Regions from separate parts of the Mus musculus genome. Here region 2 is linked to region 1. A link is a loop called in an ENCODE intact Hi-C map of the cell type or tissue named here. Cell type or tissue: heart. All regions are shown on one strand. Each heading gives the region's core, and the rest is flanking DNA. Links, peaks and the distances in the headings are about the cores only.

Evidence for each region. Hi-C counts contacts between places; a loop is a spot of excess contacts. Peaks named below come from ENCODE experiments on the same cell type or tissue, not always from the same donor. Only the 100,000 strongest peaks of a DNase experiment are listed, where the experiment ranks them.
Region 2: it touches region 1 in a loop (1.9-fold over the local background); 1 of 42 quality-filtered maps calls a loop at or near these places.

The regions. Positions count from the first base shown.
Region 1 is chr6:6,571,291-6,588,037 of GRCm38, forward strand. Sem1 (SEM1, 26S proteasome complex subunit) reads right to left here and starts at 7,368. Exons shown (of 3, transcript NM_009169.2): 1 at 7,189-7,368. The coding sequence starts at 7,264. In heart, for the core only: no CTCF peak of the experiment used is centred there; a DNase peak (open chromatin) is centred at 7,351; H3K4me3 peaks cover 2,513 bases; H3K27ac peaks cover 1,508 bases.
Region 2 is chr6:6,101,021-6,117,767 of GRCm38, forward strand. It overlaps Slc25a13 (solute carrier family 25 (mitochondrial carrier, adenine nucleotide translocator), member 13), which reads right to left. Exons shown (of 18, transcript NM_001177572.1): 6 at 16,079-16,225; 7 at 13,950-14,088; 8 at 13,205-13,298; 9 at 12,918-13,002; 10 at 8,917-9,001; 11 at 8,161-8,319. Among named protein-coding and RNA genes, the nearest start is that of Slc25a13, 110 kb to the right of the region's middle. In heart, for the core only: a CTCF peak has its summit at 6,744 (motif pointing right); no DNase peak of the experiment used is centred there.

The DNA of each region.
Region 1 (16,747 bases), core at 4,925-8,924:
CTTATCATTTAGCTGTGTTTTAACATCCCAACACATGCACACGCACACACACCTCTACAGAAGGAAATGGAAATCCCACTCAGAAGCCCAACAGATAATATAGACTAAACCCAAATTGTTCATGTTTAATCAGGGATATGGGTATGGATGGGGGTGGGGGTAGAGGTAAAGCCTTAGCGATCCTTCCTGGGATAGGCATTTCCAAAACTAAAGCACTCTGCATGGTGACAAAGCCACTGGTCCTTATTCCTCAGCATTTATATTCTTTACTACATTCAAACACAGATGCTGTACAGTTGAAATTTGCGTCAGGACAGTATTTACCTAGTGTGACTCAAGTTATTTTATTTTGCTAAGCCCTGGGTAAAAAGTCTATACCTCACAGAGCTGTTATGAACAGTAAGAGACTGTGTGAAGCATTTGGGACTGACAGTGGCAGCTAAAGTCATTTTCTCTCTGTATTCCTCAGTAACAGATTTTTAGGAAGCAATTAGTATACATCAAATAAATAAATCACTTGTTACATGTTAACCGCAGAAGCACTTGTAAGGTTAAGAAATTCAAGTAGACAAACTTTCAGAATAAAAACAGCTACCGAATTGGATAAAGATACCTGAACTTTAAACACTTCAAAAGAAGATCATATAATTTTCGCAATTTTTACTTCTCCTTTAATATTTTTATAATTCAGTTTGCAATGAGCAAAACTTAACAACCAGGTAGTACTATTAAACACTGCAAAAGTCACAGCTGCTTGCTGTTTGCTCAGTCTACATAAGCACTAAAATGAAACAGTTCATCAGAGAGTTTCCAAAGAACTTGTTTGTGCTGTCTAACATTCTGGCTTATAACTCTTATCTCCTACCTCTGTAGGGATTATTCATTTTGATTTTCATGTATCCCTAAACAATGTATACTATGTATATACAAAGTATGCTAGTTATATGTAGCTATACATTTCCTGTGTCTTTTAATTTTATATGAATAGCACTCTACAGAGGGGGTGAGGGATAATTCAGACTGAATGAGGTCATGAAGGTGCGGACCTCATGATTGGAGTACAAAAAAGAGAAGGCAGCTTTCCTCATTACTGGGAATGACTGCCAACACCTGTCTCACCAGATTGAGTGAGAAAATACAATTCTGTTGTTTAAGCCATCAATCTATAGTATTTTCTTCTGGCAGCCTAAGCAGGCCAGCACAATTAGAAAAGCCTTTCACAACTCAAATTATTATGCATAAATCACAGACAAAGAAACTAAAGATTAAGGCTAGCAATTCAAGGAAAAATATAATAATCTCCTTCAAAAAAAAATCAATAGGAAAGCCTTCTTTAAGGGGCTAGGAGATAGGTCAGATGGGTAAAATGCCTGCAGTGTAACCACAAAGACCTAAATTTGGCTCCTCAGCACCTATGGAGAAAGCTTAGTGCTGTAGTATGCACTTGTGGTATTGGGGAGGAAGAGAAGATCCTGTGGGCTTGCTGGATACCCAGTCTTGCCAAACTGGTGAGTTTCGGGGTCACTGAGAAACCAGCTTCAAAGTATGATAGAGAAGGTTGTCCCTGTGCTAACTTTGGGTGTCTGTGTCTGTCTGTCTGTCTGTCTGTCTCTCTCTCTCTCTCTCTCTCTCTATATATATATATATATGTATGTATGTGTGTGTGTATATATATGCGCACACATCACACACAACTAAAAGAAAAAGGATGAAAATGTCCTGAAATAAAATAATAGAATCTCACTTCTCATACATCCAATTGGTAATGATGAAAATATTCAATATCTGTACAAGAAAGCTTAATAAAGAAAACATAAATTGTAAATGGAAATATGTATCAACATAACTCTTCTCAAAAGGAAATTTGGGAATATATGTTTAAATTTAAAATGCACCTGGTTTTAGATGAAGTGCCCAGGGTAATGAAAGAGAACATTTCTATGAAGAGGCAACATATGTGGTCAGTGTGTCTACAGCCTGGAGAGAGAGAAGAAGTCATCTATACGAGAGAGAGAGAGAGAGAGAGAGAGAGAGAGAGGGAGAGAGAGGGAGAGAGAGAGAGAGAGAGAGAGAGAGAGAGAGAGCTCTTCCACACAGTAGGCTAAGTCTAAAAAAGGTGAGTAGAGCTTTACAGGCCAGCAGAAAAGAGGATAAACAATGACAACACATTTAAGATAAACAGACAATACACTTGAGATACAGTGGCCAGGTGTCTAAGGCAAACAAACAAAAAACCACAAGGAACCTGTGGTCTCAACTCCAAGTGGAGGATCCAGGTAGACTTGTGGTTTTACATATCCACACATACATATAACTGCATGTTCTCTTGTTCCTTCCTCTAGGAGCAATATAACTCTCCCTCAAAACAGCTATTGTATAGATTCAAAATTTTACTTCTTTGAATACATTTATTTATTTATTTATTTGCTATTTTTATTTCATGGGCAGGTTTTTGCCTGCATATACGTCTGCGTGAGGATGCTAGATCTTCTGGAACTGGAGTTACAAACTGTTGTGAGCTGTCTTGTGGGTACTGGAGATGGAACCCCAGTCTTTTGGAAGAGCAGCTAGGGCTCTTAACCACTAAGCCATCTCTCTATCTCTAATTTCTAAAAAAAATGGACATTTGGTAGTTACCTTATTTAGCAAGTAGGCTAAGTATCTTCTTTTAAAGTTTGAGTCACACAAATTTTTTATGTCATACAAGCACTATGCAACTAACTTAAATGTTGGATGGTCTTGTTTATATGACTACTATAATACATTTAATAATTGTTAACACCTAAGCCCCTGTTGGTATAAGGTAAACTAACTGGACAGTATGGAAAACAGTCAACAATGGTCCTGTCTGTCTTCTATATTTATCTAAAAACAAACAAACAAATCCTTCTAATAATTAGTACTAATGTTCAAGTTAATTTTGTTTGTTTTTTAAAGACAGAGTTTCACTCTGTAGCCTTAGTTGTCCTGGAACTCTGTAGGTCTATCTGGCCTTGAACTCAGTGAGATCAGCCTGCCTCTGCCTCCCAAGTGCTGGGATTAAACATGTGTGCCACCACTGCCCAGCCTCAAGCTAATATTTTAACAGTATTCTTCTTGTAACAAATCTTTCCGACCACACCTATGTATAGCACATGGGTAGTGCTTTGAATGAAAACGGCCCCCCATAGGCGCCCAGGGAATGGCACCATTACTCCTTGTTGGAGTACGTTAGGCTTTGCTGGAGGAAATTGGCACTGGAGGTGGTCTTCAAGGCTTCAGAAGCTCAAGCCTGGCCTAGTGACTCAGTCTCCTCCTTCTGCCTTCTATGGATCCAGATGTAGAACTCTCAGCTACCTCTCCAGCACCACGTCTGCCTGTACACCATCCATGCTTCCCCTTTGGCAATAATGGATTAAAGTCTGAACTGTAAGGCAGCCCCAATTAAATGTTTTGAGTTGCCATAGTCATGGTGTGTCTTCACAGTAATAAAACCCTAACTACATATTTAAATTCCTTGGCAACCCACTCACAAAATGATGGCCATTTTTACCTCTATGAGTTATGTGACTGTGATACACTAAAGTACTCACCAGATGATCAGACCTCCGCAAGATGTCCTACTTTGTCAGATACCAGTGAGAGGGCCTTAGTTACCCAGAAGAAACTTCAGGAGATGACTGGCCCACTGTTTGACTCAACTGACAGATTCTCAACTGTATCTTACCCAGGTCTTACCCAGGAATTTAATGGGACAGGGTGAAGCTGTGGGAAGTAGCATACCCCTGATTTTTCGGTGTACGTATGTCTCACTGGTTATAGAAAAATTATACAATAGTTAAGAGCAGAACTCTTGCAAATCCCGTTTCCAATTTCACTTGAAATATTCAAAAAAAGCAAGACAATATAAACCAAATATCTTAGCTCTGGAAAAGGACAAAGCAAACAAATGAAAGACAAAACAATCACTGTTTCTTCCCGCTTTTATCACCCACTTCTAACTGTCAGTGAAAAGAAATCAGCATCCTTTCCATATCTGTCTGACAAGGAAAAAAGTAGTTTCAAGATTCAATTATACAACAGCTTCAATTTTATAACCCACTCTGTAACCACCAAACTAACCTGCATGGATACAATTTGAAATGTTCTCACAAAGTTATTACCTGGGTCTAACACTCTTTCTGAAGGCCTCCAGAAATATATTAAAACCAGCCATATCAAAACTTTCGATCTGAATGGCTCCCTTACAAAGCCTATTCTCACTCGGCATAAACAACTAGAAATTGTGTAGAATACATTACACAAAGATTCTAAACATGATTTTGTAACAGCTCCCTCTGAATGTCCATTATAGTACATACCCACCAATTAGAATAATTTTAAGGAATTGCCAATGGAGCAGATTCAGACTAAACAAGGGAACTAGGGGGATAAATGGAACATTTGTTCCTTTGTACCTTCAGCGACTCATTCCAGATGTTATACTTCACACTGAAGAAGAGCTATTCAATGAAACAATGAGGTCTCCACGCAAACATTAACTTATGGTTTCTCTTCAAAATAAAATTTATCTTTCTTTAAGATCACTAAATTGAAATTCCATCTAGCAGGTTCTTATCTGGGAGGAGCTGTAGCAACAACATTCCCGAAAGACAAACTATGAAAACAATTTAATGACTTGCCTGTGACAAGCTCCACAGTGTACAGTCTACACACAGCCCAGAGAGTGGCCAGCCCCACTTTGGCACACTCTCAAGTAACAAGACTCTTGCAGTAAGACATCCTATAAATGGCACAGATAACTCCAGATTGGTCTAACAAGAAAATGATTCATTTACTCTATTAGTGAGTTTGCCAATTTTTCGTAAAAAGCAATCATAAGAAAAAGTGAGTTTTCCGAAGGGAAAGCACTTGAAAGTAAATCTGGGTATAAAAAAACTTAAAAGACAACTCAAATACTGAAGGATTCAAATTCTAAGAGGTGTTTCTAACATCTTCCCAAATAATGCAAATGCCAAGACTGGTGGTCCATGAACCACATGTCAACAGCAACAGAGAATCTGTATCAGAACAACACCAAAAAATAGGAAAGAACATGTTTACTCTAAAACAAAAAAGGTCTTCTGGGTTTTTTTTCTTTTTCAGATTTTATTTCTTTCATTTAGTTTTTAATCAAAGATTTTAATTTGTAAATATTCACTAATTTTACCCAGTGAATTAATCTTTATATACAGCAAAAATCTTCCTAATATGAATTAAGGCTATGTATCTGTTAACTAAGGAAGAAACACACATGCATAACAAATCATTTAAAATGTTACTTCTCATTCTAAATATAAAGATTCCCCAAGGAACTAGACTCTATACACTCTAACCAAGACAACAAATTTGGAAGATCATTAAATGACACCGTCCTTACACTAAATCTTTTGTGCGTTCTTTTGTCTTTAGACTCTTTGCTTTTCCTTAACATCGATGAGATGTTTAAACATAATACAACTGTCAACACACTCAACAGACTACTGCTCAAAATACAGGCTCTAAAGGACAGACAGTACACTAAAGTTGACAAAAGGTGCTGAAAAACATCTAGTACATCATCAAGCTGACAGTTACCTCTAAATTCTTTCCTAGGTTCTCAGCTATCTAGTTATTTTAAATAGAGACTTGCACTAAAGGTGAGGGTTAAAGTCTGGGTGGGTGCACTGGTCAGAAAGACCTTTTAGATTCTGAGTTAGAGACTTAATGGCAAGAATTTATCTTTATTTTTTAACACGTGAACTCTATTGCTTCAAGATTAGATGCTTGACTCTACAATGCAAAGCAAGTGTCTTAACCGTGCAGCTTGTATGTAATAAGGGATAAGGACCATCTGAAACAAGTAGTTGGAATAAGAAATCTAACCTGCCCTCACTTAGCCAATTCTACCACAAAGCTCTGTTACAGGATTATTAATGAACCTGAAAACAAAACATCAGACTGAACAAATAAATTTATTACCAAAACAAAAGGTAAACTATCCCATCATATATTATAGACTCCTAACTCAGAGGAAATATATCTTCTGAATTGGTTTATGAGGTTGCATAATATACACACTAATGTTCTCTTTCACTAAAACTAAAACACTACATTATACTTAGACTAAACGTTCCTGTGATGTGATTTTATGCGCATTGAGATCATGGTGGGGTAACTAAGTACAATTTTTGTCAAGTGATAATTGCTTGATGCCACGTATGTGCACATGACTAACCACAATTCTCTTCCTATGGTCTTCATGGAGACACAGTCTAACTCACTTTTTAGAAACAAGGTAAAATATTTGGGAAATCTACTCAAAACAATTAGCCAATAAAGTAATCAATTTGAAAAACTAATATGGCAAAAAGAGGCCTAGCAAACAGAAGATAACTGCTGAAGTTAAGGACTTTGGTGTAAATTAAGGCGTCTCAGTTTCACCATTTCCGGACAGTGTTGACACTGGGCCTGTTTCTCCATTGTTCCAAACTTCTGTTTCCTTACGTGAATAATAGTAAGTACATTAATACCTACTTCCTATATTTGTGGAAATGGATTGTGCCAATAGAAGCGAAGCACTCACGTTCCCAAGATCATAGCAGGCTCTTCCAACATTAGCTATGTTATTACCTACAATGAGAAAACTAAAGCATCCCTAGCATTGAAGTTAGTTTCGAAGGCAGATGGTTAAGACTTTTATAAAGCTTGGGTTAATTCACGTGACCGTAAATGGAGAGAAGCAGAAATTGAGGCAAAATCTGTAATGAATACAACACACACGAACGACTCTATCATCCCACTTCTCGGGGCTCATTCGCGCTATCCGAGAGGTACACAGCACTGGCTGCCCTGGGCAACAGTGGGACTCTGAAGTTTACTACCAAGGGGAGGCTTGGAAACCGAAGCAAAACAAGAGACTGTGCAGATGCGGAGAGTCCCGGGTTGAAGTTAAAGGGCCACAAGCTCGCAGCACCGTGGGCCCAGCTTCACCTGGTTCCTCCCAGCGACGAGGCGCAAAACACTGGGCCGCGCCATGAAGCGACGGCTACCGGGACGCGGAGGCCGAGGCCGGGGCCCCCGGAGGCCGCGCCCGGATCCGCGCTGCTGGGCCCAGCTCATTCCCGCAGAGAGCAGGCCCGGCGCCGCCCCACCGGAGGCCCCAGGCCCAGCGCGCGGCCTGGCGGTTACCTTCCGCGGGAAACTCCTCGAACTCGTCGTCCTCTTCCAAGAGACCCAAGTCGACCGGCTGCTTCTTTTCGGACATCGCGCCGCGCCAAGACCCAAGCTGCTCGGACCGGCCGCAAAGTCGGAAGCCTCAGTACTCCGGAGGCGCCGATCCTGACAACGCCGGCGCAACCATAGAGACGAGAGGGAAAGAGCTGCGGGGCAGCGCGAGGAATGCTGGGACAGCGAAGGTCCTCCCAGAGCGTCCTGCGGTTGTAGTAGGTCCTCCCGTCTTGAAACAGTGAACTGTTTTGTTTTATAGTGTGTTCGTTCGTTTTATTATTCATATAGTTGCCTACGTGTGAAAGATTTACAGTGTATTAAATTACTAAAGGCCATTATTTAGCTTACAATCACTAACAGAAATCTGGAAAGATAAAGTAACATAAGTTAAGAGCTTATTACATTATTCCACTACTCAAACCTAGCCTTGAGCATGCTGTTAAATATCTCCACATCACAGGGAACCCGGGACCAAAGGCAGCCAGAGGCACTCATATGCTAGACAATTCTGACTGTCCTCCAACCTTTCCTTTGTGCTGTGCTCCTTGACCTTACAATTGTGTTCCGTAGGGTTTCTGTTCTAACTAGTTGACAGGTTGATGTAAAAAATAAACAAGTAAAAAAAAAAAAAAATGATGTAACGTTGTACTGTTGTTCAAAAGATATGATTTGGTTTTGCTTTCTTTGTTTTAATTGTGACCCATGGAAAAGAACAAGACAATGAAAGATAGGAGAAAAGTTAGTGTCTAACCACACAGTAACACGTATTTGCCAGGCTAATAAATCTGTGTTCTATTGCATCTAAAGGGCTCTTATATGAGGTACTTAATTTCTCTTTAGTATAATTTATTTATTTTCAGCACCACACTTAAGGCTATACATATAACACACATAGTTACAGGTGCAAGAATAACTCTATTTGATATATAAAAATTGAAGAAGGTCTATAAGCCCTACTACTGAGGAAGTTGGGGCAGAAGGCATCCTTGGATACAATGAGTGTAAAATCAGGCTGGACAACTTAGTGAAACTGTGTCCCTAAATTAAAAGTAAACAGAGGGCTAGAAATATATCCCCAATGGCTCACTACCCCGTGCCAGAGAATTTTTAAAAAAACATGGGAAAAATGTTTGAACAATTTATGGATATAAATATGAATATTGTATGTTTTTTTAAAAAGATATATCAGAAAGTAGAAAGTGGAACATATTTTGTAAAAAATACTTTATTTTATACAAACACTCTTTCCTAATTCCATTTCCATTGCTATGATAAAATACCCCGGCAAAAAAGCAGCTCAGGGGAGAAAAGCTCATTTGGCTTATAATTCTAAGTTGTACTCCATCACTGCAGGAATGTCAAGGAAGAAACTTGAAGCCGCTCTCACATCCACAGTCAAGAGCAGAGAATAAATGTGTGCTTGCTATTTGGGTGCATCGCTGTCTCTAAGCTTACACAGTCCAGGATCCCTTGCCTAGGGAATGGCTAGCCCATAGTGGGCAGGCCTTTCCATTCCAATTAATGTAATCAAGACAGTGAGTGATAGATATGACCATAGAATAACCCAATAGTGGTTACCTCTCATTGAGACATTCTTCCCAGATGATTTCATGTGCCAAATTAACAATTAAAACTAATCATTACACTATGATTAGTTTCCTGGTCAAATATTTATTCTTTCTAGATCTTTAAGATTAACTCACCCTGAAGTAAAACCGGAATGTCTTAAGAAATAGGGACTCTTCCCTAGTCAAGTGCACTCTGGATACTTGAAGCTAGCTCTACTGGGATTTTATTCCTATTATGGCAACAAGACAACATGAGATCCCTATAAAGTGTTTTATATTGGGGGGAGGGGGGTTACATCATAAATTAAAAAAAAAAACTTTTATTAACAGTAAGTATGTCATACAATGTATTTTGATCATTTGGTCAATTCCAAGTCCTTTTCCTGACTCCTCAAAGAACGATTCTACCTCACTCCCCAATTTTGTGTCGTCCTTTTCATTTTAACAACTCCTCACCTTCAGTTTGCACTGTCTGAATCCGCCTGGATGTAGGGCCATCCATTGTTGATTATGTAGAAGCGAAACCTTCAAAGAAAACTGACTCTCTTTGCCCCAGGAACCATTAGCTGCCCATAGTTTCTCAGTTTGAAGTGCTTCCCCTTCCAGCTGATGCCTACCCGACGGACTGGTTCTTGTGCAGGCAAACAGCTATTTTGAGATCAATAAGTACAGCAGTCCTGTCATGTTCAGAAGGCACTGTTTAGCTCTAGTCCTCTGTGACCTTCGGCTCTTACAATTTGTCCACTTCTTCTATGATAGTTTTTGAACCTTGGGGAGGAGGTGTGACATAGACGTCCCACTTGTGGATGAGCATTCTGCTGACACTTTAACCTGTTTCTTTGACCAGGGACTGTCTGTCCCAGCTTGGGGTTCTTGGCTAGATTGGCAATGTCCGGGATATGTTTTCTTCTGTGAGCAGGCTTCAATCGCATCAGAAATAAATTGGTTACCTCCATGCCATTGGTGGCACTCTTGTACCCGGGGGCATACCTTACCGCACTGTTCATTACTGAATCTCACAGCATTTACAGCTAGGTAAGACTGCCACCTGACATCTTCCACCCAACATCTTACATAACACCTTCCCGTCTCATGAAAGCAGCCAGCAGGAAGGGAGCTTCGTCTCCACACTAAGTGGATTTCTCCACATCTTGTCACCAGGGGCATCTTAGTTTTATGGCTGAACTTTTTTTTTTTAAATCGATAAACCAGTAATGGCATTTGAAAGCACAGGCAGCTCTCTTAAGAGAGGAAGGTGTTTGTTTTTAGAGGGGTCTTTAGTAAGACATAGTTGTAACCCTTCCTGGCTTGGAACTCAACATGTAGACCAGACTGTGCTGCAAGTCACAGACCTCCACCTGCCTTGCCTCCTAAGTGCTGGAATTAAAGGTATGAGCCACCATGTCCAACATTCTTGATGTTCTGTTATACAGCAAATTTCTAGAAATTACTCATTATATAATAAAATTTTCAAAGAATTAATGTTTTTAAAATTAAGGTTTCAAATACCCTCTCTAAAATGCTGTTTTGTTTTGTTTGTTTTTTTTTTTTGTTTTGTTTTTGTTTTTTCAAGACATGGTTTCTCTGCATAACCATGGTTGTCCTGGAACTCACATTGTACGCCAGGCTGGCCTTGAACTCTTAGATTCACCTGCCTCTGCTTCCCAAGTGAGGGGATTAAAGGGGTGTGTCACCTACCTTCTGGCTAAAATGCAAAGAATTTAAGAGATTAGATCTTAAGCTGTCTTCTTACAATAAATAATAATAAAATAAAAAAATCCCAAGTAGGGTTTAGACTCAGCTTCAGGTATCCCAGGTCTGCTTGCAACACACTAGTACCCTTGACTCTGGGACCCACCACTGTATTTCCTGTTTCTATGATCACCTTTTAATGATACACCATTTCATGTTTCAGATCTTCAAGGTCTCTAGGGACCCATACTCAACAGGCTGTGTCACTGTGGTGAGATTTTTCTCAACAGCCTATGTCACTGTGGTGAGGTGATGAAAACTTGGAATCTCGTACAGGAAGTTAGTCGTGGGAACATGCCCTTGTAGAGAGTGTAGATAATGCATTACACAGATAAGGCAGAATTTCCTTTTTCTTAAGATCAAATTCTGTTGTATACCATATTCTAAAATTCATCCACTGACACATATTGAGGTTATTTCTATATCATGACTCTTATGAATTATGCCACAGTAAACGTGAGATTCCAGCTAACTCATCCGGCTCCTCCTCGTGATTCCTTTGCATATGTAGTCAGGAGGAAGGTCGACAGTAGGGTCACCTGTAGTTCTAGCTTTAATTTTTCCGAGGAGCATCCACCATGTTTTCCACGTGTGCTGTTTCCTTTCTCACTCACACCATACTGTACAAAGCTCTCATTACTTCACATCTTCATGAGCATTTGCTGTCTGTGCTTTTGGCTAATTCTAAAAGGCATGACGTATTATTTAATTGTCCTTTTTGTTGTTGTTTTTGTTGTTGTTTTCTTGTTGATCAGTAATGGTGAGACACTTTTCATGTTGCCTATTTTTATGTCTTCTTTGGAAAAGTCATTTGTTTAAATTTTGATTGGGCTGCTCTGGGTTTTACTATTTAATGTTAGAAGCTTTCGTTTCTGTAAAGAGATATCAGATGTTTGGCAAGAAAATATTTTCTCCAGTTTGCTGTGCTGCCTTTTTATTGTATTGGTTAGTTTCATTACGTTGCACAAATTTAGGAACTTTTGAGTTTTATCTTCTGCTTGTCTGTTTCTGCTTTTGTTCTTTATAGTTTATAGTCATAACCCAGAAGCCATTGAGTAGACCAATGGCTTGCAGCTCTTCTGTTTCTATCTAAGTGATTCATGTGGATTGGTGTGCATGCATGCATGTGCCTCTGTGTGTGTGTGTATGTCATTAAACTTACTGAGTCAATATTACTACTATTTGATATTAATCCTGGGCCTTGAAAAGAATTTCAAAACCAATGTAAAAAGATATTCTTGGTGGGTGGGGGATGTCTTTTTGTCACAACAAAGCAAAATGTCTAGATACATAAGATAGAAAAATTATAATTTTACAGTATCTGATCTTATTGTAATTAGCAATGAGTAAAGAAAATATGATATAAGCCTAAAAGTTAATAATGAGAAGTACTTAATCTACCATGAAGTGAAAGTGCAGCCCCCAAAACCCATCTTGCACCAAAACACATGTTCAAAAATAGATATTTGCATGCCCAAGACTTGTTTGAAAAGGCGATTATGGTCTCAAAAGCAAATCATAAGAATTTTAAAAATTTTGTAAATGCTGTATTGATATGACAGACAAGAACCACTCTGAGGGAATCATTATGGTTTGGGAAATGATATGCAATTTCAAAATCATCTAAATCATTTCAATTGCCTGTATTTACATTTATATAATGGGTATTTATAATGGTGATTATTTTAGAACTTACCTTGTTTTGCAGGATTGCACATTGGTTTCTATGGGAACCAAAATGGCTCTGAAGAGAAGCATTTTAAGAACTCTTTTCACATTCAGTGACTGTTTAACTGAACTGTAAATTCTGTTTGTTAATGGTTTTTAACACTTAAATTTTAACATCTCAAGAAAAAAGTTGAGCATTTTAACTTTATAAATCATTTTAAATAGTTAAAAAAAATTAATGAAACATCTGGTATATTGCAACATTTTTACAAAAACAAAATAATTAGCTTTAGGAGCTAATGACCTCTTCCCTTTATTGAATCCATCAGTGATTAAGTCACGCTGGCCACGTGTTATTTGCTTTTGGAAAACTCACACAAAGCAAAGCTTCCTGTGATACATTGTTTCTATACGCTTTATCTGCTAATGAGATATGGATGTCTGTTTTCTTGCTTTGTATAAATCCTTATGTAAACAAATTGAAATCTTCTGCTTTTAAAGTTTTCCTCTACCTACATCTCACCCAACCTGCGATTGCTTACTGAGGTCCCCTGTTGTACCTTGACTGTGAGAAGGGATTCTATCCCTGTTCCCACACCACATGGAACTTATTTTTACTGAATTTTAAAAACAAGCTCCTAAGTCTTTGAATTTCAATTTTTCTTTCCCTTGGACTAGATTTGTAGATCATAAAAATCCAACATGTAGCTTATGTGTTATATATTTTTTCAGTTTACTGTATTTAATTTTTCCCCCACATTTTATGTTTCTCATAAACTTTATTTAATTGCCTGGAAAGATGAAATTTCACTATATGTTTATTTAATTCAGTCTCCAAATAATTGAAGCCCACTAGAAAGAAGAAAAACTTATTCCAAACAAGTACTAAAACTTGAAGTTTTGCTTCTACTCAACCTGTAAAGGGACACCGCCCGCGAACACATGGCATCTCATAACCGTACCCAGTTTCCAGAATTTTCCCAGTTGTTGCTGACATATAATCTAGGTTCCCAAATCGAGAAAGCACAGATCGCTGGCACCGTGTCAGGTGGGGGATGAGTAAATCCCAGGCTGTCGGATTTGCTTTTTTTCTGCTTCTTTTGGATTCTGGGTTTCTTCTTGCTGTTGCCTGGTCCTGATGTTGGATTATTGGTCTTTGAATAGTTTCAGAAATGGAGCTGTTAGGATCTCTGTGATGAAGATACTATTCTGTAACTTGGCTGGGTGGATAGTCTATGAGATTGTGGTGATTTTAAGCTGCCTTAAAAGTATTTTGGCATTGAATTATCACATGATATCTCATGAATATGTGCAGTTATGAATAACAATTTTTAATAGTTATAAATGTTTATATGAGATCAATTATGAATTGCCCCACAAATACATCAGAAACTGGTAGCCAGGGTTTAGGGAGAAATTATCAATTGATTGTGTGTTCAGCTCTTTGTTTTTCTTTCTTTTGCACAAGCTCAGGTTGTTTATTGTAGGGGTCACTGCGGGCGTACATCCCTTTGAGTGTTCTGGTTTTTAGGTTGACCTTAACTGAAGTAGCTAGAACACAGTGGAAATACAAGTCTAATGGGACTCTTTGGAAGAGAGAGATTTCACTTCAAAGGCATTTCAATCTAAAGGTAAAAAATGAAATTATCTCTGATAGCTAGGGTTCTTCAAAATGTGCCTGTCCGTGAGTTCGACAGGAAGCTGCCATGAGCATTTAGGACTCCCTTACAGCAATCTGACAACACACGCATCTGACGCTGCAGTTCTGTATTTTCGAAACATAGGTTCATGGCATTTGAAAAGTTTTAAATTTTACCCTTCACCACAAATAGAGACTTGGATTTAACATAAATTACTATTAGCCAGAAAACAAGAGGTGTCATTTGAATTTTACAGTACTGAGAATTATTTATCACGTGGCACCCTGAACGCTGGGAAGTGGGGTGCTTTTAGCCCTGAAAGATCTCTTTCTAGCCCCAGAGTCTTATACTTATTTCCACACAACTGCAGTGAAGGCGGCTGAAGTAGCTGCTCTTCTCTCCTATTGCAGAGACAGAGACAAGGAAGCAAATGGAATGAGTGACCTGTCTGATATTACACACTTACCATGGAAACATTAGAGTTTAGTGAACACCATTGCACAAAACTCACTTTTATTCTCATGAAACAAAACAAAACAAAACAAACCCCAAAAGCACACCAGGTTGATTTTGCAGTAAACTGAACAGACTCACCATTTCATACAGTGGATGCCCATGCATTGTCTTAAGGCTTTAGAAGAACAGCATTGTGTTAAATTTGTTCAGTGGGTGACTAGTGGAATTACACAGATAACAAATTAAGGTGAAGACATGGAAGGAATTCAATAAGCAAAAGCAAAATTAAACAAAGAGAAGGACAGAAGCCTACACTAAGAATGCATGCATAGTTTGATTTAAACGCTGAGAGAACAGAAATGTATGTCTTCGCTTCTTTGAAAGATGTAAAATGCTAAAAGAGAAAGGAGCTTGCTACCTTGAACTGTAAATAGGAGCAGTAAAGGGAAAATAAGAAAAGTTTAGACAACACGTAGAGAATTCTTGTTGTCAGGAGTATTAGATTTGTTGAGTGGGTGCCCAAAGGAATCTCTGAAGATATTTGAAACCTCACTAAACAAAGCCATGGACATTGTATTGTGAAGCACAAGACTTAATGGCAAGAGGGGAAGCCCGGATCAACGACAAAGACTTTTCCAGCTCTAATTTCTACTATTCCATAGTTCTGTGAATAGTTGCTAAATTGCTTGATCAACCCAGACAAATAGAACTCAACACAAGAACAAAACCTCAGACAAAACAATAAAGCCAGCCAAAATTGAAACACGCCCCAAAAGATAAAAAAATAAAAAGAAAAATCCCTAAACCTTGCATCATACACCATACATGACAAATTTAGGCCCTGGCAGTCTGCCCAGAAGAATAAATTCCAAAAGACAGGATCCCTAGCTAGCAAGCCCAACAAACAGGTTGGGAGAGTTTCACTGGCTTGCAAAATGTACCTGATTAAAATACTATAGCAGGGTATAGCAGGGTAAATAGTGACAGAGGAAAGAAACATAGATTCAGAACCTTCTTTAACCCCGAATTAATTTGTTCATTCATTGTGCAAGGGTGTACTGGGTGCCTACTGTCTGTCAATCACTACTCTAGGACTGAGCATGTGAGTAAGGAGAACAGACAAGAGACTCGCCCTTTGGAGTTTACATCTTGGTGAGAGAAACGGTAATCCATCGCCATCATCTGCCGTATCTTTAGTTAGGAGGTAACAATGCCAAGATAGGGTAGGTTAAACAAGAGGAGAAACGGGGGCTGGAGTGTGTAAAAATGGAGACCAGAACTCGTGGGAAGGGAGAGGGCCTAAGCAAGACTAGAAGGAAATGCAGAGACCATCAAAGACATTTTAAAGGAAGAACATTCCAAGGAAGGAGACCCCTCAAACCTGCTTTGTTTGAGGAACAAGAATGAGGCCACCGTGGGGGGCACATTAAGACGAGCATGAGGCCAGAGATGCGTTCTGGCTATGACAAAGACCTTGTCTTTTCCTTTCAGTAAATTTCCCAAAACTTTTGCTTTGAAAATATGAAAAGCTTAGTAACCATGTTAATTCATAATTCACCAACCATGAGGTAGGTGCCACACTCCCTGAACCACTACTTATATGTTGCTACTATGTATCCAGTCAGGGTGTTCAAGGGGTGGTGTTTAACAATGTGGCTTAGCACTATGGGTTGCTAACATAGCCACATGTCCTGTAGTTACTGCTGTTTACAATGTTGGAAGAATCATAAGTATTAAAACTCAGGATATTTGCTTCTTTATTTGAATGACAATAAGTATCTAAATTTGCATATAGTCCCTAATGTTTGTGCATATAGTGAATGTATGTTTGTTGTAATAAAATTCCAAAATATTGGCAATTCTATTACAGGTTCATTCACTTTGTAAACGTTTTTACTGAGTGTTTGGCAGATATTTAAAGGGAGCTGGGAACTTAAAGATCAATCTAAAAAACAAAATAAATTTGATTGTAAGATGTAATAATAAAAGAGATGTTAGATTTTTCAGACGTTTAAAAGGTAGCAATTGAATAAGGTAGAAAAATCATGGTTAGTGTTCATTAATTAACTGAAAAATGTTTGAGTGTCTGCTGTATTCTAGACAGAATCCATTAGACTCTGCAACACATGACAGCCGAGGGTGTAATATGTGACTTCATTACTATTCTTTTCAGACAGATTACTGGCTTCTTCCTTGTAAAGCAATATATACTAAGGAGGGGGGGGGGTCAATTCAGGTTTATACACAACCCATTATCACCCGTTAATAAGGTCAGGAGACGACTCATGGCAGACTATCTCTGGTCAATTTCTCAGTCATAGCTGACATTTCTGAATGTTGAAGAATTTCAGAAGTGGAAACCAACACAGGTTTGAATCAAACTTCTGCTGTTGTATAGGACAGCCACAGTTACATGAGGGTAGATGGTGGGCAACT
Region 2 (16,747 bases), core at 4,513-8,512, 470 kb before region 1:
TCTCCTATGACTCCACTGGAAAGTACTGGTGATTCTGGGTTATCATAAGAGGCTACAAACGGGCCTGGCCACTATCAGCTCTGAGCAAAGGTCTCCTGAAGGAATCATAAAGTGCCAGACTGTGAAAAGCCCAGGGGTGGAGATTCCAATAACTCCGCTTCTGCGTGGTTCCCAGAGAAGGAGCAGAGGATGGCTTAGCAAGCCTCCAGCTGACATCCCAGTTACAGCACCTCATCACAGCCACACTTAAAGCTCAAGAACAGATGTGCTTGACATCTGGGTAGCTCAGCAGAAAAAGCAGGTTTCTAATAATATGTCTCTGGTGGTCCCTCAGAAATTCATTTTAAACCACTCCGAACAGAAACGGGATCTGTGTGTGTGTGTGTGTGTGTGTGTGTGTGTGTGTGTGTGTGTGTGTTGTTTCTAACTTGACAAAACAGCAGTCCATTTTCCAGTCGCCTCAGATGAAATTTATTAGTGTGGTTACTTCTCTAATCTTCTCTTTTTCGTTTAGCTCCATCGGCACACATGGCAATTCTTCCTTGGCACATTTTACCAGAAGGCTGCTAATGCGAGAAAAGATTTACAAGGCACAGAATTAATGCAGTGCTTTCTCTTCAAATTTCACGGGCTGAAAATATAATTCACACAGTTTCTTCTCCCTTAAAGAGGCCAATGAGAACTGAGCTAGAGGCGAGGACACTGAGCCCTCCCCGGGAGCCTGAGCTTCACACAGCACCCCAAAAGGAGGTTCCTGTGAACATCGTGCTCAACTAGAGACCAACTCCACAGTCATGTGCCAAAGAGATTTTCATGAATACTTCCAAAATATTATGCAATTCTTAAGCATCTCAGAGTTGGCCAAGACTGGGGAAAAAAAACTTCTTGTCAATCCAAGCCCAACTAAAGTTTGTTTATTCCACACAGTTAGTAGCAGCTGAATACTGAGGCACAAACCTTAAAGAGAAAGAGAGATCTGGGTTGCAATTCTGGGTTTGTACCTCTTGCTGGTTGAGATACCATTATAACATTTGGCCTCAAAGTCGAGCTCCCCATTGGTAAAACACCAACGCTAGCTGCTGTTTATTTGGATAATCCAGAGAACAAACGTTTACAAAGCACAAGCACCTCTTCGTGTTTACATGTTCCGAAGAGGGCGCTTCTCTCCTCCTTTTCAAGCTGCAGCCTTGCACTGCTTCCGATTTCTAAGAGGCGATCCCGGCTGAAGAACGCTTTTCACTCAGAGGTAGGTAAGGAATACAGTACTACCCACAGGACACCATGCCTGCCCTTGGAGGAGCTCGCCTTAAACAGGGACACCTGGACTGAGTGTCTAGCTGCCCCCACCTACAAAAATAGTGCAGGAATAAGACAAATCTTCAATTGTTTATTTTATGTTAAAGTAAAATCTTTTATTTAAATATTTAAGCACTTCTTGACCTCTGCTGGTAAGCAATTGTTTAAAGTGTAGCTTCTCCTGGGTGACAGAGGAGCCATGTGACTGGGGCCATGGGTCTGAAGCTCCCACTGTAAGGTTTAGCTTCCAACTGTTATTTATTGGCTGTGAAGTTGTCTGAGGGTAAGCTTATCTTTCTGAACCTTTGATTTTATCCCTTCCTTCATGGGAAAGATCATAGTTACCCTTTCTTAGGGTAGTTATGAGGATAAAAATGAGTTTATACAAATCTTCATTACTGCCAAGCACACAGTAAATGCTTCAGAGGTGGACTTCAATCATCATTATCAGTACTATCATAACAACACCGAACATTTATTCTCCATCCTCTTTCTTCATGGGAGACAGACTCCACACAGAGGCTAAGTAAGAAGCCTGTTCCACAGCACTGTCTGCAGCAATCCGCCCATGGTTTTTCATGTTCAGTATCAAGTCTCACAGCAGGTTCTATCTAAGCCTTTCATATTTAGCTTTCCTCTCTAGTAACCATACTGTTCAACCTTTATAGAGGAAGCCCTTCGTGCAACAACACCGGGTGGGTGGCGTCACACCTCCTACTCTGCCGATGGGTCATGAGTACCAGGCTCTCTGGAGAAGCCAGTGAGTGATCAGTGGTTGGGCTGATCAAGCATGGAAGCTGTGGCCAACGCAAGTGTTCTTCTAACCATGCTACACAAGTCAGGCAGGTCCATCAAAGCAACAGGGGCTCTAATAAGGAAGAAACTCAAAACCTAAAGGTTCAAACAAAAGCATTGCAGGGGCATTCTGCCCTGAGAAAGGTGGTGCAGCCTACAACAAGAAGGAAGGCATGCAGGGTGGAATTTGGTAGGGAAAATGAATACACATGACACCCGTAAACCCTTTGAACCCAGTGGCAACCCTCTTGTGTTGTCTTACCCTCCTGACCTCACTGTGGAGGCCACTACACTTGTCCCCAAGTCCCCAGAGAGCACCCCCTTGCTTTGAAAATCAGATTAACCCCCACTGGCTACCATCCCTGCATGTAGCCTGCCTTACAGCTTTGACTCTCATTCCTTTCTCTCCACACCAGTTCAAGCATTCTTTCCTCCCCCCTCCTCTTCCTCCTCCTCCTCCTCCTCCTCCTCCTCCTCCTCCTCCAAGCATTGTCTATTGCTTCTGACTCACACTGCCCCAGGCAGCAGGCTCCTCCACCTTCCCAAACACACTATCCTGTTTCAAAGACTCAGTCCCTTTCTCCACAGGCTCTCCGGCAGGGACTCTACAGTGGCTAGATTATGAGGCCAGGAAAGGGGAGCGAGAAGTAGTTGGGGTTTCCACACCTGTTTCCAGGGTCCCATGCTTTATTAGAAGTTTTGACCACAGTCTACACTATGGTTCAGCATTCTTTTGGGAGTCTGAGTATTAAAACATAAAAAGCAATGGCACCCATAAAGGTCTAGAAGAAAAAGCCGATCTTTTGATGGTTCTATTTTGTCTGGGGCTTCCCAGACTGTTACCAAGTGTCAAACACTCTTCTGTTCTCTAGTGACTTTCCAGATGCTGGCCAGGAAGTATCTAAACTATGAAGTTTCAACTGTTTCCATCTGAACAAGGGCAGCAGCTGCTCAAATACTACAGCTTCATTAGTTTAAACAAATTTGTCATTAAACTCTCCTCCAGGTTCCCAAAATTTGTCACCCTCCCAAGTTTGCTGAGCTCATCACTGCTCCTACCCAGGGCTCCCAGGCCTTCACCAACTTCTCACCATCCAGTGCGGGTCATCTCAGTGTGTGCTATAAGCTGCCTCTGCTCCCTAAGCTTTGGGGTGCCCAAGGTTTCTGCTCAGTCGTGGTTTCCCACAATCAATTATCTGTCCTCTGAGTTCTAGAGTTTAACATCACACATGAAAAGGTGAAGAAACAGGGCAGGGAGATTCGACTCAAGGTAGCCCATTCTGCACAAAATGGACGTTCTGCTGGACCAGAGTGGACCCACAGCTCAAGGCGGTCACAGAGGAACTGTGATGTCTTCAAATACGCACGTGCTATTAAATGATGCCAGTAAGAGTTATGAAAAAATGCCAATGGTTTTATTTTTAGCTTGAAGATTTCTGGGTTCATTTTTATCCACAAGAGCTAAGTATGAAGGAGGGTTCTCATGAGAACCTCATGGAATCTAGATTCAGCCATACACTATAGCAAGAGTCATGGTTTAAACCAACTAGCTGGCCCCCAACTTTCTTCTAGAACATACACAGATCAATGGCTTCCTGAAATATCAACCCATCATCCTCTAGATGTCACCTTAAGAACATGCCAGGATAGAGGATAACTGCTTTGAACCACAAAAAAAAAAAAAAAAAAAAAAAAAAAAATCCTGAAATAAATAATCCTGAAATTTTGCATGCAGGATTCAACAGGCTGACTGGAAAATGTTTTATATTTTGTGGACATTAATTTTCATTTTATTATTTATTTGTCAATAAATAGTTAGCCCAATTAAGGTATGGCTCATAAAATTTATCTAATTTGCTTTTTTGGAATGTTTCTTCTTCTTCTTCTTCTTCTTCTTTTTTTTTTTTTTTTTTTTTTTTTTTTTTTTTTTTTTTTTATTTCAAAAACAGATTTTCGGAATCTCCTGCCAATCAATAGAAACAGAAATCCTTTAAGAAATGTTTGTGATGTACTCTGCTTTCTCTTGAATATATTCGCTGTCTTGAAAGTTCTCCCCATGGCTGAGGCCCCTCAGGTTACCACCTGGGCACTGCAGAAGAGAGGAGGGCGCTGTAAGTCCAGGAGCAGCAATTAGCTGTTTCTGGAACGTTAAGAACACTTGCTTATGGATGACTACCCAGCAATTGTTTCTCTCCGACCAGCTCAGACTCTGCAGGCCAATGAGCTACTTGACTTACTCAAGCAGTCCCCTCAAATCAAGGGACCTGTCAGGGAATTCATTCAAGTCTCAAACACCTTTGAGTGAGTTAAATCGGCCTGGAAACCGGGGAGGAAACAAAGATTTTTAGAGTGACTTTGGGGAATCCTGGATTATCTACTTAGCCTAAGGGTGACATGTTCAAAATTTACAAAAATACCTGAGTCATTTTCTTGTAAAGAAAGCCACCTGCCCTACAGAGGGGTTTGAGGTCAGAGTCCTGGAACTCCTAAGGGGATCTTTTCCAGCAACCGAGAGTTGTGTAAAAAACCCACAGTGGTCCTAGGGATGGAGCTACAGGACCCTACACTGGGCACAAAGAATGAGTGCTCACGAGCTCACAACATTAGATTTCTCAACTCTCAAAAGCACTCCACTGAACTCCATCGCTGGCACTCAGCCTTCCTGGTGACCATGGGCAGTGACTCTGATGTGTGTTCTGACTACCGCCTGGTAACATGCCACACTCTGTACAGATGCCACCAGTCGAAGAAGAAAAAGCCAATGAGTCCTAAAGCACTGCTTGTTCCCTCTGGTTCGAATGGGAACTACTTCTAAATAAAAGACACCTTGCCGTGTTCTTGATGTCGGAGATGTAGCAGGGAGGCATTTAGCGTGGCATAAAAACACAAGGTGAAGAAATGCCTCCTTTGACAGCGCTTGCCACCGTCAAAGTAGCAAACATCGCAGTGTGGGAGAGCATTTGCAGAGATAGTTTCGAATAGGCGAGAAACCTTATTTGTACCAAATTTTCAAATTATCCTATTTAGAAAATATAATGGAGAAATTTTTTATCTCATGCAAATTCTAAAATGTGAGAGAATGCCCAATATTTTATAGCTCCTTTATGAATCAGATATACTCCAGTATTTCAACTACTGACAGTAGAGTACTACAGCAGTGAGTTTATATTCTCTAAGTCTAAACTTGATCACTGTCCTCTATAATTATGAAACTTCAAAAGCCAATTACCTTACCTTTAAAGAAAAATGCAAATAGAACTGCTTAAGGCTTTGCTTTATATATATAATAATGACTTTGCATATAAAGGCCGAGTCTCAGAAATACTTGTCTTTTTATCCCAATTGCTTTCCTTTTTAATAGTGAGCATTTCCTCTGGGTTACCTCCAGTATCACTGGTCTCTCTCTGATCCAATGACACACATTTACAATCACTCAATGATTGTGTACAGTGAACTCAAGAGTTCCCTTAGTCCCTTGGCAATCCAGAAAAGGAATAAGGCATTTTCAGGGCATACTGTCTTCCATCTAACTATATAAATGTCTATCATCTCTTTGCTTATGAACTAAAATAAAGACAGGAACTAAACAAGAGTCTTATTGCAGTCACCTTTTTCTTTTAAAATCCACCCTCTCGCAAAGATAAGCGGCAGGAAGAAGAAAACATAGGTGAGTCCCAATGCTAATCTTTGTATATTCCCATTCTATTTATCCCCACGACAGACAGCTTCAACCCCTGCCCTGAGGGTTCTCACAGCCGAAGCAGGTTGGATAAATGGCTATTTATGAAGCTGGAAACAGGTGAGAGCTATCTCTTGGTACCTGAAATGAGCTCTTTCTCTACACCTGCTCAGTCTGTGGTCTGGAAGTGAAAAGGAGCATGTCTCTTCTCTACCCATCCCCAGCTCCATCCTGAAGGGGAATGAACTGCTCTTTACAGCCCAGTCAGTCATTCAACACGAGGACCCCAGGAGCTCCTCTGTCCACGGGGTCAAAAGGTGAGGTCACACAGAAAGACCTAGATATAACCAGGAATCAGAACCTGCCAGGTGTAGTCACTGAAGAGAGAAAGGACAGAAACTTTAAAAGCAAATCAACACAGGCAAACTGAACACTGCTAGGTGGGTCTCAAACCTTGTAAGACATCCTTGCCATTAATTTCAATACCATGAAAGCCCACAAAAGTGGTGCACGGAGCAACACCAAGATTCGGACATCTACGCACACTAGAGCTTCAAAGCTTAAAAGAAAAACAAACAAACAAAAACATAGAAGTCGGTAATCTGGTCATTTTTGCCTGAGCTACTGTAAAGACGCTTTGTGACATTAACCTTGTACTACATAGAAGCCATTTTATTTGAAAGGTTGTTGTCAACCAAAGAGGAAAGGCATTTCAAATGGAAGGTGGTGACCCTACAGGGGTCATCATTAATCACCCGGGGTCAAAGACTTTCAAAACTGTAATAGGAGGCAGGGGGCAAGGGGAAGAAGGGAGAGAAAAGATCAAAAGGCCTTTGATGAGGGTTATCTACCTACACAATAGCACCTGTGGAATGGAGCCTCTCTGCAGTTGGAAGCCTCCCAGATTCTAAGGTGAATTAAGCCTCCCAGTTTCTGTTCATTAACTCAGCTCACTTTGGAGACTATAGTCAGCAGATGGCAGAAGAGGTCTAGAGGTCTCTCATGGCTGTCACTTTCATTGTACCTCAGTGGAGCACAAAGCACTATTTTCTTTTCCAAGACTAAGCACTACGAAAGGAGGGAAGAATTGTAGCTGGACAAACAGTAGTGGACCGACAGGAAGCTCCTAGCAACTCCACATTTTAGTTTATGAAAACATACGAATCTGTTCTTTGCAAAAAGCAAGCATAGACAGGAAGTCGGGAGTAAGCATATGTTTCCTCAGGCGAAGACAACAGAATAGAAGGTCTGTGGGATTGTTGGCTCAATGGCACAGGCATTCCTTGCTCCTGTTAACACTGTTTAATGAACCTTCCATGTCAAAGAAGCAGGTGGACAGAGAGACCATCGTGGCTATTGTAATGTGTGAGTCCAACCCTTTCACAGGAACGGAGGAGGCAACTAATTCAGGATGAGGTGCAAGCAAGGCTCCAGTAAACACTGGGTTACCTGCCTGACAGGATTTTCCTGATGCAGTGGTCTTAGCACCATCCTGCTAGGCTCATTCCAAGACCCTCAGTGGGTGCTTGACCTTTGACAGTCCTAACGTTGGCTGTTCCATTCTTCCCTATATGTATATACTCAGGGCAAAATGGAATTTCCAAATATGACACAGCAAGAGGTAAACAACAATAACACTAACAAAACAACCATAACTATGTACAGTAATTAAAGGCATATGAGCATGGCCTCTCTCAAAGTAGGGTAGTGTATTTCCTCACTCTTCGTATAATAGATAATGCAAGCGGACACAATGCCTTGGTGATGGGAGGGAAAGAGGGGAGTGGCTGGGAGATGCAATGCCACCGACCTGAAGAGACTTAGGCAAAACAATGGCTGTATTTTGTAGCAGAACCATGAGCAAGTTCACAGGCTAGTACACTACTCACAATTCGTGAGTTGCTCCTTTCTGGAATTTTCTAGTCTGTATTTTTAGAACATGGCTGACCATGAATAACTGCATCATGGAAAGTGACACTACGGGATTGGAGATCACAGGACATTCCAGGAGACTCAAAACTCTGAAGCAAGCTGTGTCTTGTTCCTAGGGTACCTCTCCCTGGTAGATGGGGAGTGGAATACTTTAACAACACAAACAAGGAGCCTTTCAAAAACTCACTAAAAAAAGTGTATAAAAATAATTTATTATTTTAAGAAATCAAACACAACGGAGCAATATAAATGGCTTTCAGACTATGGGCTGTTTTGATTAGCCATGCCCTAGATGCCTACAGCCTACACCCATTAGCATGAATAATTGAGAATCCGCTGGATTTCCATTTGAACACAGGCTCTCTAATTCATTTCAGGCTCTGAGATGGGAAAGCAAACCCTTGGCTCCCACTCCATCTGCACGAACGTCGCACTGCCCCGCTCGGTGCCACACTAACCTCGGTACAGTCCAAAGAAGCCTTCGTAGCGGAGCACCTTCTTAAAGCAGTCAAAGCTGTTTTTATACATGAGCTCGCCCACAAAAGAGCCGGTTGATCTCTGGTTCTGCATTCGAGTCTTTACAAGATCGATAGGATACACGGCAGTGGCTCCGACAGCTGAAATGAAGGGATACCAGTAGCTCAGCCAGAAGTAAGGTAATTTGAGTGAAAGAAATAGGTGGATAAAAATCAAAGAAAAGACTGAAAACAGAAGGGTTTTTGTTTTGTTTTTTGTTTGTTTGTTTTTCGAGACAGGGTTTCTCTGTATAGCCCTGGCTGTCCTGGAACTCACTCTGTAGACCAGGCTGGCCTTGAACTAAGAAATCCGCCTGCCTCTGCCTCTGCCTCCCGAGTGCTGGGATTAAGGGTGTGTGCCACCACGCCCGGCAGAAGTATTTTTTTATGCATAGATCTACCAAACTACCTTTGCAGACTTTTAATTTTTATTCTAATGTCCTCTGACAAGAGGATATCACTAGAGTTTAAATTAATAGCATATCAAGAATGGCTAACCTCACAGAAGGGAGCAAAAATGATCTCTTGTAAGATGCCGAGCATGCCCACGTTTAGGAAAAGCCCCCTTGGCTCTCGTCCACACCTAACAGATACAGGCAGGTTGATAACTGACTTGGGGAACAACCACGGTCAGCAGAAGGTGGAGAATGAGAGAGAAGACCGAAGGAACAGTGACAGTGACACTTAGCCATGACTGACCTCCAGCAATAGAACCCAGTCCAAACCTGTAGGCTGACTCTGCGAGCTGCAGAAGAAAGGGCCGAGCAGCATCACCCGAGGCCTTCTGCTTCACGCGTGCCATAAGCAGGAAGCAAGCAAGCCGAGAAAAGAACAGAAATGCATACGGTCACTTAAAATATCACTCGCTGGACTCTCAGTCTCATATAAAGCAAATACAAAAAGGAGAACTCGGTGCAAGTCCATCAATTCCTTATTAATAAAAGTGTTTGCTGCTAAGCATGGCTGAAATCATACTGAGACATATAATCACCACGTGAAAAATAACATTATAACCAATTTTCAAGTGTTCAATTCTCAGAACGATCATAAAAATGTCAGTGTAAAAACTTATCAAGGAGACATCATTCTTGATTCATCAAACTGGCTTTTTAATTTGAATTTTTGTCTTTGTTTTAAGTGGTAATACTTGGATTAGTAAGAATTATTAAAATGTTGTTCTCAAACTCACTGTTAAAGCAAATATGAGCTTTTGAAACTATAATGACATACACTTAAGTTGAATTTAAACTCTGATGCTGCGATTCTTACTTAAAGTTACTGGAGAATGACAGTGAAGCACAGGGAAAAAAGGAGTCGGCTCTTTCAAAAGCAGCACTCAGTGCAAAACTTCTGGAGCTACACTAAATGACCAATGAGAGAGGATTAAAATACTGTAGTGGTGAGCACAGAGGCACATCTTCACTCCCAGTGCTTAGGAGGCAGTCAGATCTCTGCGATCTGGGCCAGCTTGATTTACATAGCAAAGCCAAGCAAACCAGAACTACAGACTCAAAATTAAATAATAGAATACCATCACTCTTAAAAACGAAAGTACATCATTTAAAATGGTATCCTTAAAGATCAGATGTTGGTAAAGAAAAACGTTCACAAAACTCTTCCTTTTTTTTCTTAAATTTTTTTTTTAAGATATTTTCTTCATTTACATTTCAAATGCTATCCCGAAAGTCCCTCATCCCCCACCCCACCCCCACCCTGCTCTTCTTTTATAAAGAAAATGTGAGGAGTGGGAAAGATGGTTCAGTACTTAAGAGAACAGGCTGCTCTTCCTGGGAATCCAGGTTCAATTCCTGGCACCCACACACATGGCTGCTCACAACCTTGTGTAACTCCAGTCTTTGGGATCTGATGCTTACAGGCATGCGTGTGTTACACCCATGGACATACAAAGAAGGCAATACATTTTAAAAAGGAAAGAAAACGAGCTAAAGGCGCATGACAGGTGGGTAGGTGTTTGTTATATTCCTTTTGTATTTATTAAGTGTTTGAAATATTTCATGGCATTTTCTTTACGTGTGTGAGTGCTTTGCCTGTTGTATATATATATATATACCACATGTGTATCCAGTGCCCATGAGGGTGCAGTATCTCCAAAGCAGGAGTTAAAGATGGTTGTGAGCCACCAAGTGGGTGCTGGGAACTAAACCCAAGTTCTCTATAAGAGCAACAAGTGTTTTCTTTACAGTTGAGCCCTTCATGGTATTAAAAAAAAATTAAGAGAGTAGAATATGAAGGCTTTTGTTGATGGTGTTAAAATTGTTTGTGGATATATATGTATATATACATATATATGTACTATATATACATACATATATATATATATGTATGTGTATATGTAGATATGTATATATACACATATGAAACTAGTATGATATTTTGGCATCTCTATCACCCAGTGACACTCAAAATGTTTATGATGGTCATACTGAATAGATGAATTATAGTTGATAGAATTTTCCTTTTTTTTTTTTTTTGGCCATCTTCCTAAAATTCATATTTCAAGGCAACCAGATAGTTTGTTGTTGCTTTTCTGACCTGTTATCACTAGTATTACTGAGGCCAAACTACTTTTAAATATTGTACTACCCTGTCTGTGTAAATAAAATATTAACTTTGTCACACAGAGTTGTCGAGTGAGAGTGACATTCAGTCAGCACCTAATAACACCTGTTGAATGAATAAATGCATTTAATAAAACTTGTTTTCAGAAGGCTCGATAATTAACATCAGTGAACAATGAAAACAATCACCAACCTCAGCTACCAACCCACTGAATTTTAACTGCTGTCAGGGCAACACAATTCCAATACAATGAGATCATTTGAAATCTTCAGTCATTTAACTGAAAACAGCTTTACAGAGAAATATGCATGTCTAAGAAGGGAAAACATTTCTTCCACAAATTCCATGCGTTGTCTCCAATTCCACCCCTGTAGTCTACCTTCATGGTGACAGATGCATTCAAAGAAAGCACACTATTTTATTTACATGCATGAGAACATGCCATACTAAAGATGCTCTGGCCTCAAAATAATGAATGAGAGTATTTTGAAGATGTTAAAGGAAGGAACCTGCCATTATTGCTAATTCTTCCTGGAAAGGACAAATATGTTCTTAAAATGACACGAAGGGTAAAAGCGTCCATCTGCATGGCTCCCCACAGGCTGTAGGGTGCTAGGATATGCAAAATGCTCATGCGTAGAGCACCTGACTTGCTTGATCTTCCAGGTGCAGTGGGGGTCATGTATTAAAAAAAAAAATCACCCTAGATTTCAGGTAGGTTTGCCATAAATTGCTCTAAACCTCTGAACACCGGCCAATCACTTCCTACTGTAAATCTCTTCAAATTCCTCCAACCCTTTCGAGGCCAGTACCAGCAAGCACCCATTATAAGCCCCCTCAAAGCTGCAGAGGGCACACAGGGAAATGAAGAGGTGCTGCTGCCAGTGGGGAGAGCAGGGGAGATCTGAAACAGTCCCTCTACTTTCCTTAATCCCCAAATTTCTACAATAGCTGGTGGCATGCAGACGAAGAGATAATTACCTCAGACACAGTGTCTGAAATCAAAGGGAGGAGAGAGCAAGGCTGCTTCCTCCTCTGCCCAGGATTACACAGTTCGTTCTCCTGCACCAGGGGGAATGGCTTCCTCTTTTAACCACAGCCAGCTGGTTTCCCAGAGGTGCCTAGTTAGGATTTACCGAGCACACACCCACTCCTTCCATTTCCATGCCGCACACAACTCGCTGCTGCCCTTGGGTGGGAAGGAGCTAAAGTGGTGGTGGTGGTGTGTGTGGGGGTCCTGGCTCCAGGCCTGACAGTCCTAAAAATGCAGCCAGCGTCAACCCATTGTGGTCAAACTGGCGTCGCTGTTCAGACCCAGAGCTCCAAGCCAAAAACAGTTAAGTCTCACAAGATTCGAAGATGGCTTTGCCTTAAAGGAAGTCCTTTTCTTAAAAAAGAAAAAAGAAAAAAAAAAAAAAGACATTCTGTCTGTTCATGGATTTATTTTACAAGCACCATGCAGGCATAGCCCATGCAATGAAGGCATGCTCTCTCAGGCCCAGCTACAGAGCAAGGAGGTCCTGTGTCTTAAGTTTCTGACTCCCACAACTTTGAGACATGGGCTTCTGTTAACCATAAAATAAAACCTAGCATTCCTAACATTGTTTCCACATAGCTTATGAATCCTTTCACAGAGAAAATAGGTCTAAAAGCCTCTGAACTATGACTCCAGACTAAACAAAATTATCTCATTTCGATACTCAGAAAAAAAACGGAAGGCATGGCTGTTAGACAACGCTCTGACAGTACCCCACTGAGGTGCAACGTTATCGTTCATTTAGCAATGCCAGATGCTGCTGGGGACAGTCACAAGAGCAAGTGCTTCATGCCCATATCCCTCAGTACCAGATGTGAGGAAGAAAAGAACTACTTGTTTTTGGAGTGTTGGGATTTCCATTGTTGGGGCCACAGCCCCGTCTTTCTAAGAAACACATGCTCGTATCTGTTCACCAGAAGGTTGCTCAACAACTCCCCTTTCAGCCTCCTCAAAATGCCTGAATTTGGGGACCAGAATTGGAAAAACAGTTAAGTCAGAAACCAATGCTGGGAATCCAATGGACGTGCTAGCGGCCTGGGTATCTCTGGAAAGCACCAGGAGAGAAGTCACTCCCACCACTCACCTGCCTCTGGGCCTCGGCCAAGTTGAAGGGTAACATTCCTTCCTCTAGAGGGGCGATCCGCTCAATGTCTGCTAAGGTCATGCGCCTGCACGGAAAGCAAACAATGATGAAGTCCCAGATTTCTTAAATTTACATTATGGAATTCTAGAACTTTCCTTTTATCACTTCCCATATTTCAGTGTGGGCCTTCATTATTTGGTTTCTGTCTTTCTTGCTGAAATCTCCCTACACCTAGCTCCTAACCTTATTTTATTAAACTAACTTTAAAAAAAAAAAAAGCAACTTACCCCCTCGGCTCATATAAATCTGCTAACTGAAACAAGATGTCAACTTCCATGGGTGTAACCTGACCAAACTTCTGGGCTGCCAAAGCGAACTCCTCTGTATGGAAAAGAGAGAGAGAGAGATTCAGAAAGATCGACGCTAAATTCGGTGTTCAGCCAAAGCGCTGGAGGAGTGCACATCACCACAGTTATCATGAAGTCATCCCAGCTCTTTCTCCCACTTGTTCAAAGGATGCAGAACTCCATTCCAACCACCACTGGGAGTAAAGCCATGTGAATGCTCTAACAAATGACACCGGACGGGATTCAAACTACACTGACATTTCAGATACCCAAGTTATTTTTCTAGGTTTTTTTTTTTTTTTTTGTGAATCCTATTGAAATGCTGATAATTTCTTCTTCAAGTTCATGGATCATATTATGCTATCATCAATACAGGTTTGTGGGACCCACATGTGTTTTTGAGGTCCACTGACCGTTTAGCTTAAGTTCTTGTAAAAAACAAAAAGATTCAACAAATCCTATATCTTCACTTCATTCAAAGGCTGTTTTCTGTTTTTCAAAAACTGAGTGTACATTGCTTTGTTTGCTTTAGTTTGTCTGATCAAGGTCTGGAGGACACACATCACCAATTTTACCAGTATGAATGGGATAGCAAATTCTACTATAAACTCCAGACTGCCTTCTTCACTCCCTGTCCCCTGCTCCCTAAGACACTTGAAACAAACATTTTGTTATGCTCACTCACCCTTAGTCACCTCCACGTCTTTCCTGTTGCCAGCCAGAGTACTGTAGATCTTCCTAATGAGTTCCATGTTGTTAAGGAGCGAATTAAATCCATTAAAATAGGAGAAGCTAACTTGATGGGACCTAGTGCCTCCAGCAGCCTTGCCAAGTTGAAAACAAGAGAGAGATGAAAAAAAAAAAGATAGAAAGGGCAAGAGGTTACAAAAGTACATATATTAATCACTGTTTTGGAACTAAAGGGGAATGAATATACAAAAAAAAATCACAATATTTTTCTTTCACTTTAGAAAAAAAAAAAAAGCTAGAAGTGAATTTTAAAAGTGACTGCAGATAATCATGACCAGGACTTATACAAGCCCTGGAAAACTAAATAAATACATGTGTAGGATTATAACAGGACCAGTAGTCATTTACAGAGTTCAAATTTCAGTTGGAAATGTTTTATAAGTTGGTTTATTTCATCTAATGAGCAAATCTTAAGGCCTTAAACATAGAAATGATAGCACCCACTTGTTCATGCATGCAAAACTGCATTATGTTGGTGCAGACATACTCTGAGAAGCAGCTAACGCATCCTTAATATCAAAAGTTGTCTTAATACTTAAACCAGCAATAAATAATCACTTAAGTCCCGAGACTTTACATTGGTGGACTAGCTAAAAGAACACGTGTGCTCTGGTAATATTTGAAGATGCCATGTGCCTATGGGGGTCGAAACTGATCGAAGTTCTAATAATCAGAATTTTTAAACATCTTTCTTCTCTGTGAATGGAACTTCAGTTTGGGATTTCTAATTCTATCCGTCCCTAACAAGGCAAAATATTTTTATTAGGAAAGCGCTTTTTTAAAACAGCCACATAAATCTTCCCTTAGTAATCATTCAAAAGAGCTGACATGAGAGGTCACCTGGGAGGGGCGGTGCGGGGGGTGGAGGGGATTGACATGGAGCCAGAATGGGAAGGGCCATGTATTGGAAATGGAGCACCAGGAAACGGAGAGACTTGAAAGGTCAGCACTGTGGGGAACCCAGATGGCTGTGAACGCACTCACAGTCCAGCAAAGGGAGAGTTTCCAGAGATGTGGCTCCCAAAGCGCAGGAATCAGCTAGAAGCTTTAACATTTAGATACTGAGATGTAGCTGCCCATCGGTAGTGAAGCGAGACCTACAGGAAACCTGGATTCCATCTGTAATGATCTTCCCTGGTGGTCTAGATTGTCCGTGGCCAAAGCCTGGAACCACTACCGAGCATGCTTCATGACACCTCTGAGTTCCAAGAGGCAGTAAGGACATCAGCTGGACATCCTTTGGGATGGGATAACTATGACACACAATGGCAGGGATCTGCCTATCACAAGTACTACTGCAACCCCAACAGACACCAAGTGACAATGAGAAATGTAAGCTTTAGACCTTCGGATCTATCTGTGACTCCAACCAGACAGCCAAGTGTGCATGTCTGCAGAGGTGCCTGCCTGTGTGTTTCTTTTTCCTTAAATTAGAAACACAAAATCAGCAAGTTGACATATCTTAAAAAATAAGGCAAAATGAAGATGAAGTCATAAATTATTTTTGTTGTTCCTCTTTCTTTGTAATTAGTTACTAACAGATGGACCCCATGTATTTATGAATTCTACCTATGCAAATGGAACCAAACAGAATTTTGCAAAGATTTTGGGCGGGGATTACATCTGCACTGAATATGCACAGATGTCTTCTGTTGGCATTATTCCCTGACCAGCACAGCAAAACAAAGACTTAAAAATACTGCACTAGATATTACGAATAATCTAGCCATGATTTAAAGTAAGAGAAAATTCATGCACATTATATCCAAAGAGATGTCACTGTGAAGAAATGATCTGAGGGCCTGCAGACTTTAGCATTTGATAGGACCCCGGTACAAGCCTCCAGGGACAGTAAGAAACCACTGAACACATCCCTGAAACACACAATGCAGACAATCAATGAACCTACCCACTAAAATGAACCAAGATATATTTTGGTTTGCAAGGGTGATAATATACATGATCACGTTAGGGTGTTAAACAAGGACTGCTCTTTATTATTCCCGTTAACTTGGCACAAATTAGGGAGAATAAACTACTTCATTAGGACAATGCACAACTTACAGCTACTAGACATTCCTCAACAAAAGGCGTCAGGACATGGGGACGGATGGTGACCATGATGTCCCGGAAGTCAATGGCTGAGACTTTGCCTGTCTTGGCATTGTCTCGTTGCACAAAGGCTTGCTTCGCGTGCTCCAACTGTATTTCCTACGGTTAGAAAAGGTAAGACAGTTAATTTATGTCTCTTTCTTACTGCAAATGACTGCTCATTTTTAAATCAAACAAAAGAAATAGGCCTACATCGTGATTTCACAGGCCCCACCTGCCTGTTTAAATGCGTCCCCCTAAACTACATTTTCCTTTGAAAGAAAAGAACATTTTTCAGAGCAGTGAATATAAAGTTAATAAAGTACCCTGCATTTTAAAGCTTACACTCAGCAGGAACAGAGCCAGGCATGGTGGCACAGGTCTGTGATCTCAGCCCTTGGGAGGAGGGGTGGGGAGATCAAGTTGAGAGATTGTCACAGACACATTGTGACTCTGATGTCAACCTGGGCTATATGAGAAAGCTCTGTGTCTAAGTTACTGTTCTAATGCTATGAAGAGGCACCAAGGCAACTCTTATTTAAAAAAAAAAAAAAAGCATTTAATTAGAGGCTTGTTTCCAGCTTTAGAGGGTTAATCTAAAACAGACAGTCCAGACAGTCATGGCAGCAGGGCAGTAGCTGA